Regions from separate parts of the Mus musculus genome. Here region 2 is linked to region 1. Evidence: chromatin loops called from intact Hi-C (ENCODE). Cell type or tissue: left cerebral cortex. All regions are shown on one strand.

Evidence for each region. A loop is a pair of places that touch in the nucleus more often than their neighbours do. Peaks named below come from ENCODE experiments on the same cell type or tissue, not always from the same donor. Only the 100,000 strongest peaks of a DNase experiment are listed, where the experiment ranks them.
Region 2: it touches region 1 in a loop (5-fold over the local background); 26 of 42 quality-filtered maps call a loop at or near these places.

What each region holds. Positions count from the first base shown.
Region 1 is chr13:60,741,327-60,746,326 of GRCm38, reverse strand. All of the region lies in intron 19 of Dapk1 (death associated protein kinase 1), which reads right to left. Among named protein-coding and RNA genes, the nearest start is that of BC051665, 43 kb to the left of the region's middle. In left cerebral cortex, a CTCF peak has its summit at 1,966 (motif pointing right); DNase peaks (open chromatin) are centred at 1,975 and 2,756; H3K27ac peaks cover 528 bases.
Region 2 is chr13:60,599,953-60,604,952 of GRCm38, reverse strand. It overlaps Dapk1 (death associated protein kinase 1), which reads right to left and starts at 3,006. Exons shown (of 26, transcript NM_029653.3): 1 at 2,843-3,006; 2 at 2,357-2,528. The coding sequence starts at 2,418. In left cerebral cortex, a CTCF peak has its summit at 3,111 (motif pointing left); DNase peaks (open chromatin) are centred at 1,822, 2,294, 3,037 and 3,350; H3K4me3 peaks cover 2,569 bases; H3K27ac peaks cover 1,693 bases.

The DNA.
Region 1 (5,000 bases):
TCCTGGGTTCCCTGGGACTACTGGGCACTTGGTTAGGATTTACACAGGAAATAGATCTTGTTTAGAGTCATCTCGTCTTAAGACTTAGCTACATTTTTGCACATGACCTGAGGTTCAGGAGTAGACTGTAGAGTTTTCCAAGATTACAAATATCTTATAAATTGGTGGCTGGCTCACAAAATATTTAAATATTTTAGTACTTGTATGTATTTACAACATGTGTGTGTGTGTGTGTGTGTGTGTTTGTGTGCGCACATGCGCTATGGCACATATGCAGAAAGACGTCAAGTGACAGCTTGTAAGGGACAGTTTTGTCCTTCCCCTGTATGGGTCCTCGAACTTGATGGCAAACAGCTTTATTTCTCAAGCCATCTTCCTGGACCTATTTAAAATTTCATTTTGCCTTTATTCATTGAGACTCTTGGGTCCCTGGTAGCCCTGAAACCATGCTGTTTGAGTTGTCATGCCAACCATCCAATTGGTAAGCATTCACAGTCACTCCAAGGCCGTGGCAGGCTCTCCCTAGATCACCAGCACTGCGCTTCATGTCCCAGCATGTTCACCGAGACACGTTCCCCTTCCACGTCTGTCACCTTTGCATCGGTGATTCTACTGAGAAGTGGTTGCATGCTGTTCTTGGGTAAGGAACTCACTTCAGATCAGCAGGATGCCATACAGAAGGCATGCGGTGGCTGACTCTCGATGGCTACAAGAGCTGCCTGATCCTCCCCTTTTAGATAAGGAAACTGAGACCCAAGAACATGGATCAGAGCGGAATCGACTACTGCATCCTCTACCCATCCTGGAGTGCGAAAGGAAGATAAACAGAGGGGCGAAATAGATAAAGAAAGACATGCAGACAGAAGCGGAATCTCAGGCTGTGTGCTGGAGGCTCAAACAGGATCACACAGCCATCCGTAGCCCGTCTCACTGGGAAGACATGGCCCTACTGGGTCCCTGTCTTAAACACAGTGTAGCCGTGGGGGCTTCTTGACTTTATTAAGATTTATAAACCATCACTAGGAAAGTGTGCAAAATGAGAAAAAAGGCCCCTCCTCCTTACATCTCCATGGCGTTGTGGCATGCCGATTTTGTACCTCATTGTGGTTTCATTTCAGAGACAAATGCATCCACTTCTGGGAGCAATGGAGCATGGTCACCTGCATCCCAAGAGCTACCGTTGGTCTAAAACTTTTGCTTAGAACTGCTGTTCTTGGCTGATGAGTCTTAGTTGGAGGAGGCTGTGGTCATCTCTGAATCTCATGCCAACAAGCTACTCCTCGACTAACAATTGTCAAGGCATCCTGTCTTATCAAAGAAAGCAGCATTTTGCTAAATTTACACCTTGGCTTTTATGAGGCCCTAGACTCTGGGCTACCACACAAGCAAACACGTGTTCTCACTTCTCAAGTGGGGACCCAGGGACATCAGAACCCTATGTCTCCTGCCTCCTACCTGTGCCCAGGTCCCTTTCATATTTCATTTTCTGTCCGCCAAGAGATGGCAACCCTGGCTGGGTTCTTAACCTTCCTAATGCTATGATCTTTTGCTATAGTTCCTCATATTGTGGTGCACCCCCACACTAAAAATTATTTTTGTTGCTACTTTATAACTAATTTTTATGTTGTTATAAATCATGCTGAGAGTATCAGTGTTTTCCAATGGCCTTAGGGGACCCCTGTGAAAGGGTCATTTGAAACACCAAAGAGGTCGAAACCCACGGGTTGAGAACCACTGCTTTAGCCCATAAGCCAGGAGAGCCATTTTGTCATTGAGGTGGGCAGAATACACTAGAGTCTTGAAAAGCAGGAAAAGGGAAAGCAGCCTCAGTTGTCCGCATGCCTGTGGGAATCTAACCTCGTCGTCCTCTTCGAATCTAAATTTAGAAGAGTTTGATACAACCTTCCCTTGACAGAAGTTGCTGATAGCCCTCCACCGGTGGTCAACGCATTCTCAGTTTTGGCCACCAGGTGGCATGGTAGGGACAGCTGAGGAGCACAGAGCGGGACTCCCTGAAAAGCAGTTTTCACCAACCCTGTTTTCCTCCCCTAAGGAATGGCACCACACTAGCTATAGCAGGCGGGTGCTATGTGTGTTAATTGGTTTGGAAGGAAGCACACTAATACACAGTCCACCAAAGTGAGGCCGGAGCAGGAGCTCTGAGATTAGACCTGGCCACAAATCCACCCTGGCCAAGCCCTCCGTGATGGGGCTGGAAGGAGCTGGTAGGAGCTTGTCCACCCAGCACCCAGGAGGAGCATCAAGTTGGGGCCACTGTGCTACTGCAAGTTTTCTCAAGCCCTACAATGAGCTCCAGTGTGTGTCCCTTGGGTCTGTGAATGTGACTGGGCTGCACACAAGGCCCAATGGATTAAAGGTTTGGTTGAGTGCTTGCAGTAGGCTGGATATGTAAGACAGCACACCTCCCAACACTAGGAGTGCGCAGGTTTATGAACGTGGACCTTCCGGGTGGTTGTGAAGGTGGGTCTGTAACACAGGTTACACTCACCACCAATCAGCTCCCATCACTTACTTAAGTGCTTGCTCAAGAAGTTATCCTACCCAAGACTCAGAGAGCAACTAGCCTGCACGGTCCCAGCCAAGCCCAGCACCACACTGGCTATAAGCGCTTCCACTAGCAGGTCTCCCCGTCTCTCCTCTAGATCCTGACACCCACAGTCCGAACCTGGCGGGCCTCTGGGTTTACAGCTTTCTTTCTTCAGCACGTTTCCCTTGGCAAATTAGCTTTCACGTTCCCCAAAGGAAAGATGACTAAACCCACAGGCTGGAAAGGAAGCAACTGGCAATCTGGAGAAGCCAGATAAGGGCCCTGAGAAGAGGCAGCAGCGACTTCCAGCACATGGCACATGGCGGAAGCTGTTAGGCCCAAATGCACGGAGTGAGAATACTAATTATGCAAATGTCCTTCACTCCCTGTGAATTTTAATTATGGGCAACACCCAACACTGTCCATTTTCCAAAACATTCCTGAGCACCTCCTCAGTGTCTTATGCTTGGGTTTAAGAGAAAGGACGGGGCTACTTTTATTATCGGTTTAAGGAAAAAAATCCTACTGATGAGACCAATGAAGTAAACCAAGTCCCCAAAGCCCTGATAATCATGGAACTCGCAGGAACAGAGGCAAAGAAAATAAACTTCAAGACCACGGATACCGCATGCAGCCCACTCCCTATGACCTTGCATTTCCTTGCATTGAGGTGAAGAGACTGGACCTGGCTAGGCACCACAGTCCAGGTCCGTGCAGTGGAGGACTGAAGGGGCTCTTTCCTGGTAGGTAATCTATCTGTCTGCACGAGATAGAAGAGAAGGCACAGCTTCCTCCTGTTAGTTCCTCTGGAGAGGAGCAGCCAGAGGGTAGATGCGGGGCTTCCAGAGCCCACCAAACACCAAGTTCCAGAGACAGAGGAGACTCACATGAGGGGTCTATGGGATCATATGCTGTAAGCATTCCCGCCACATCCAACTGCAAGAACCCAGAGTGATGTCACCGAGCTGGAAGGAAACACCTGTGGCTAGCTCTCAGAGATAATACCAAATGTCTCAAGTCCTCCATATTGAACTGGGCCAGTGCAGGCTCCATACAGCTCAGTCCTGCCTGGTTTTCATAGTCCTGGCCTTGGCCTGGGTCCCTAGGAGTCTAAACCCTTCCAGAAGAGAAGCTCCTAAGGTCCCCTTAATGCCAGGCTCCAAAGCCCTCCCTGGTCCTGTGTCAGCCCCTCACTGCACAGGGATGAACACAGACTCTGACTCTCACACTGGCTTCCACTGGAGCCAGTGATAAAATGGCTTTGGTTCTATTTCCGTAGGCCAGTCCCTATTTCCTTCACGGCAAAAGTTCAAAACTACATTCCCAGGAGGTGAAAACCTCTGAAAACTCCCTAGGCAGAGACCACATGGAATGTACAGTACCCAAATGAGGGAGGCGTCATGAGCCACTACTCTCGTGAGTGGCTCTAACACAGGCAGAGAACACTGCACAGTGTGTTTCCTTTGGTTTCCACACAAGGAAAGAAGAGAAACAAAGGCACTACAGCACGGGCCTGGAGGCCAGGGACAGAAGTATTCTGCAAAGACAGGATGTACCGCCCACCTGCAATGAATGGCAGGAGCACCCTGGTGAAGACTACTGAGGAGCATGGCCACAGCGGACACTGCAGCCTCCCCTCTTCCCTGAACTGTGCTCTTTTTGAACAGTCTGTCCTCCTGGAGACTGAATTGATAACCGTAAACATATGCCTGGCCTTTCTCTCTCTGCAGACACTGGTGGCTTCTGTCCTCACTCCCCAGTGCCGTTGCTTTGACTTCCGAAAGCAAATCTTCTATCTATCGGGTGCTTCCAGCGCTGATGAGTTATCGCAGTTCAGGACTTAGTTTTTTTAAATCTGAGAGATCTGAAGGAAAGAATGGATCAGCAGAGCTCTGCCTCCCACCAGAAGGCTGAGGCCTAGAGTCACGTGGACGACAATGAAGGTAAGTGTGTCCTGTTGAACAAGACATTTATAAAATCCTGCCTGATGGAACAGAAGCCCCAGCTCAGCACACTGTGATCTGTGACTAGGCAGGGTGGCTCAGCGCAGGCTCACTGAGATGTCCCCAGGCTGGCTGGCTGGAAATAAACACCACAAAGTCCCCGTGCCCACAGAAAGACCAAGGATGTAGAGATCTCGTGATATGGGATTTGCACTAACTCCTCTCAATCTCTTTGAGGATTGGTGTTCTGGTAGGAACATCCTCCCCTGTGAACCCTGGGGATGTAAAATGTCAGTGCCAGTCACAGAAGTTCAGGGCCCCCACCGCATTTGCAATGGTCCATTCTAAAAATGCTCTTCAGGGTGCTGTGCCAAGCACAAAGGAAGCCACTCGGTGCTCAGTGTGTACAGGTGCTGTTCTCAAGACGTCTTTCGGGGCTCATTACCATTCTCTGAGCTGGCACCTCGTCCCATGGGTCGGATGCAGATGCTAAGGCACAGAGCTGATGA
Region 2 (5,000 bases), 140 kb after region 1:
TCTCCTTAGCAGTTCACAGCTCAGAGCTTAGCATCACCCTGTGCGATGGTTTGTATATGCTTGGCCCAGGGAGTAGCACTATTAGAAGGTGTAGCCCTGTTGGAGTGGGTATATCACCATGGGTGTGGGCTATAAGACCCTCACCCTAGCTGCCTGGAGGTCAGTCTTCCCTTAGAAGTCTTCAGATAAAGATATAGAACTCTCAAGCTCCTCCTGCACCATGCTTGCCTGAAGGCTGCCATGTTCCTGCCTTGATGATAATGGACTGAACCTCGGAACCTGTAAGGCAGCCCTAATTAAATGTTGTCATTTGTAAGAGTTGCCTTGGTCATGGTGTCTGTTCACAGCAGTAAAACCCTAACTAAGACAACCCCGCATTCAGGCCACATACCTGTCTCTTTCCATTTCTCTGCCTGTGAGCCCCTCCCTCCACTCCCAGTCTTCCAGAGACATATGACATCACTCGTGCCGCATCTTCTCTGCCCGTGCCCCTCCCATCAGAGCTTCTTTGGCAGAAGTGATGATGTCCAAGACAGGATAAAACCACAGGTTGTGGGACATCCTTAGAAAAAGCCAACCTTTACCTGCTTCACATTTTGGCAAAATCAAGAGCAGCTATCACAATAGCTGTGCATTTTCTTTCTTAAAAATCCCAACTCCCAGTTACTCCAGAACACCTCTTCAAGATTCCTAGGTCGCATGAATTATTAAACAAACAACTCATCAATTAGTCTTTCATGGAGAATAGTTAGACACAGAAGCATAGACAAGAGCCAAAATCAGAGAGAAACATTAGTGACAAATGAGCGAACCGCCATCCCTGTCATTACAAGCTCGAAGTGAAGATCAAAAATCCACTTGCTAACCACAGGGACGCCCCACCCCCTCCCCTTTCTCTTAATCCATGGAAGAAGGATTTTAAGGGAAACAAAGTCGATGAATTTCATTCATAAAGCAATCAGCTCACCTAATTTTTTTCCCATCCCTTTTCGCAAGATCATTTCTAGAATGTGTTAACCTCACAGAAATGGTATCAAACCCTTTTTTCCCCACCCTTTTTTATTTTCTAAACACCCCCCACCCCCTCCACACACACATATTCATCTTGCTATAAACCATAGAAGGAGAGTGGCTGAATTCCAGTTAAATCAAGTATTTCAACCGCACACTCAACCTCAGTCTTCTCCATACCCACGAAATGTGATCTTTCAGAACCCTGCCTTTTATTTACTTACTAAGATTTAAGATAATAGTATTGTCTTCCTCTGCACAGGCTCCACCGATGCCTCCAGGCTACACTGAACTTACACACATCCTGTACAGTAACTCTTTAGACCTCTCTCTTTCCTGGGCTGTCTGGATTATTACAAAGTTTTGGTTAGATATCTTTCAAAATCCTATTAGGTAATAGGTCTTCCCCCCCACCCCCACCCCCACCCCTTTTCAGTTCCCTGCCCATGAATTAAAAAAGAAGCTTGGTATGAGGCCATGGGGTATATATGGAAAAATACAAACTTCAATACACACTCTGTGTGAGTAATTGCAAGTACGTTTGTTTATAAGCCCGTTTGCCTGCTTCTGTCACAATGCCAATACACAAATTTCACAAGACAAATTTTAAATCTAGGTATGAACACTGGGCTCTCTGCGCACACAGCAGAGATCAATACACTCGGTGGGCTAATGGATACCCAGCACTCGTCAAGGGCTCCCAGTGAAATCTTCTTTGTGCACCTAGACACTGACACACTCTGCTCAGCATCGCACCCCCCACAGCGTGTTGGTACGCTCTGAATCTAGACAGCCGCCATAAATGACACCGAAGCCACCACTAACCAAGCCGGGAATTAAATTCCTGGTTGGAAGAAGTTTCAAAATCCAAGGCCAACATCTGGCAAGTTCCACGCCTGCCTACCAATCCTGGCTGGTGTTGCACTGAAAATTAGCACAAGGGGAGAGAATTGTTTAAGTGCCCATTAATTAACTTGTACGCCGCTTAAAACACACATGGGTGGTCCCTCCAGTTGCAGTTAGAATCTTTGCGTTTGCCTCATTGTCTCAAAAGGGTGAAGGCTGACAGGAGTTAGTAGTGCACACAATGAAGTCTGTTCTTATCCAGGGATTCTGACCATACCCTGTGCACAGTAACTGCACTGTGGGTTGCCTCTCCACCCCTCAGATCAGGCAGTTTATTCATGGTCCCTGGCTTTAGCTGGTTAGGCACCGGTTCCTCTGCTATCCGCCCATCTCAGAGAAGGGCCAGTCAGGGACATGCCCGGTTTAAGCAGCATCTGTTTATCGCGCAGTGCCCCCCACCACACACACACCGCGCGCTTCCGTCACCCCTTCCTGGTACCTGCCCAGTTCCTCGCCGGTGTCGTAGTAGTCGTCCACGTTTTCCTGCCTGAACACAGTCATGATAGACTGTCACGCCTCACCAAAGCCCAGGCCACTCCGGCTCCGCGGCCCGAACCATCCCCACCGCCGCCTCGCTGCTGCGAGCCCCTCATGCACCAAGCCGCAGACCTCTGAAAGACATGGGGAGAAGAATGAGACGGTAAACTCTAAAAAATCGGGGTCCCAGGGGCTGGGTCCCGATCTCGAGGCCTCCCGCGGGCAGGGGCCACGCGCCCTTTGTTAAGTCTAGGCTGGGGGACCCCCACACCCCGCATTGCCGCGCCCCAGCCCCGTGCCTGCGGTTCCCGGGCTCCTGCCTCCGCCTCCGGACAACGTGGGGACAGCTCGGGGAAGGGACACAAAGCGCCCTGCCCCGCCACCTGTTCCCCCGCCCGGCGCCCCGGCCGCCCTCCCGCTCCTCCCACTGCCTGCGGCGGCCACTCACCCGGTCCCGCAGCTGTCGCTTCGTGCGCCCTGAGCCCCGCGGCGGGTCCAGGTCCCCGGCAGCTCCGAGCGGCCTCCGCTCCTTGCGTCGGGCGCAGCTCGGCCCCGCGGGGACGCAGCCACCACCTCCTCCGCGCCCTCCTCCTCCGCTGCGCTCGCGGCTCCTCCCGGTCCGCGCTCCCGCCCCGCCGCGCGCACCCCGCACACACCCACTCGCCCGCACCGAGCGCGCGCCCCACCTGTGACTCGGCGCCCGGCTGCCCTCTGCCGCCCGCTTCGAAGAAGCCGGAGGCTTTCGTCCTCTCAGAGTGTGAACCCAAGGATCCGTGTGGGCCAGGCGACGTGCTCCGTGCCTGGAAAACCACAAAAAAAAAAAAAAAAAAAAAAAAAAAAATAGAGCAGAAATCAATAAAGTCCTGCCCCGGAGGCGCCCACACCCCGATGGAAACGATAGCAAACAAATAGCTTATAAATGAGGTCGCTCTGTTCTTCTGTGTTGACAACAAAAACCGAGAGAGGACAGCAGGGGCCTCATCAGAGGGGGCGTCTCCCGCCGCTTGTTTTGAGCTGAGATGTCTGAGATCCAGGGAGAAAAAGGTTGAACTATCACAGGCTGTCAGTACTGTGGTTGCTCAACTGAAACACAGCGAGTCCAGCTTGAGCTGTATTAAGCTTTCAATACACACCAGACACTGTTTAAGACTGTGTTAAAAAAAAAAAAAAAAAAAAAAAAAGAACGAAAATCGCCGTATGTGTGTCTTTATATTAGCTACATGTCAAAATGATGGTGCTTTGGACCTATCGGGTTAAATAAAACTTTATTAAAATAGTTACACTCGCTTTGTTTTGTTTGCTTGTTTGTTTTACAGTCAGAACAGTAGCCATTTACCTTGCATTGGATTGCTGAGGACTGGCCAGTCTGCGCAGACACTCTGGGTCCACCCGTGAAACCATTATGTCTCTCTCCCCGTGCTCCTGACTTAATAAAGTTCCTAAAGGGGATTCTATCCTGCTGCCTAGAATCGCCAAGGTTCATCCGTGAACCTGCCAAGAGTTCATATCCACACCACTGCTCAAACTCTCCATTCAACAGATATTTTCAACCGTGGAGGCTTGGGCCTAAAAGAACAAAGAGAAGCAAAAGAATGTATCAGATCCTAATCTTAACTCCGTCTCCAGCTAGGAGTGGTAGCACACACCTGTAATTCCAGCACATGGGTGAAGAAAACAGGAAGATCAGGAGCTTAAGGCCAGCCTCAGCTGTAGGAAAAGTTGAAGGTGAGGCTGGAGTACGCATCTCCAAACAAACACAAACAGCAAAAAGGTATTCCTAACGGCCCAAGGAAAGAGTCCAGCGGGCACGATAGAAGAAGGAGATTAGAATGTGCCACTGGCCTAAGTGCTAAGATGGAGAGTCAATACAAGAAGATCTTGAGAATTGACAAATACAATAAAAATAACAACAGCAACCAAAAACAACAACAACCAAATAAATAGAAGGGTGATTTACTTGGGAAGCATGCAAATAAATACATCTGCCAAAAAAAAAGAAGAAGAAGAAAGAAAGAAAAACACGGCGTAACTTATTTTCCAAGGCCACTGAAAGGGCTGGATCTACTCAGGGGCATTAGGGCTGATCAGAAGACATTTTTCTGGTGTCACGAAGAAGTAGGATGGAATTGAGAATTATAAATTTTCATCTAATATTCATGAGCCCATCTAGCAGCTGAACCGGCTTGGAGGTCTCACTCACTGGGATCTGCACTGACTCAGGCAAATCTTTTCGAAGCAGCAATTGTGATAGTTTAAAACAATGTCTTAGCGGGGAGTGGCGGTGCACGCCTTTAATCCCAGCACTCGGGAGGCAGAGGCAGGCAGATCTCTGAGTTCGAGGCCAGCCAGGTCTATAGAGTTCCAGAACAGCCAGGGCTACACAGAGAAACCCTGTCTTGTAAAACTGGAAAAAAAAAAAAAAGTCTTTAATTCCTTGGTTTTCCTAAGACAATCTGGGGTAGCCACACTGGGTGGTTTCTTCCCAATATTAGCTCCTCCCCGGGCTCCATACTCTATGGCCTCTCAGTGTCTCCTAGAACTACACAGTAAAGTCAGAGATCAGAGGAGCTAAGGAGATGCCCTAACCCTTGGGCACACCCACCCAC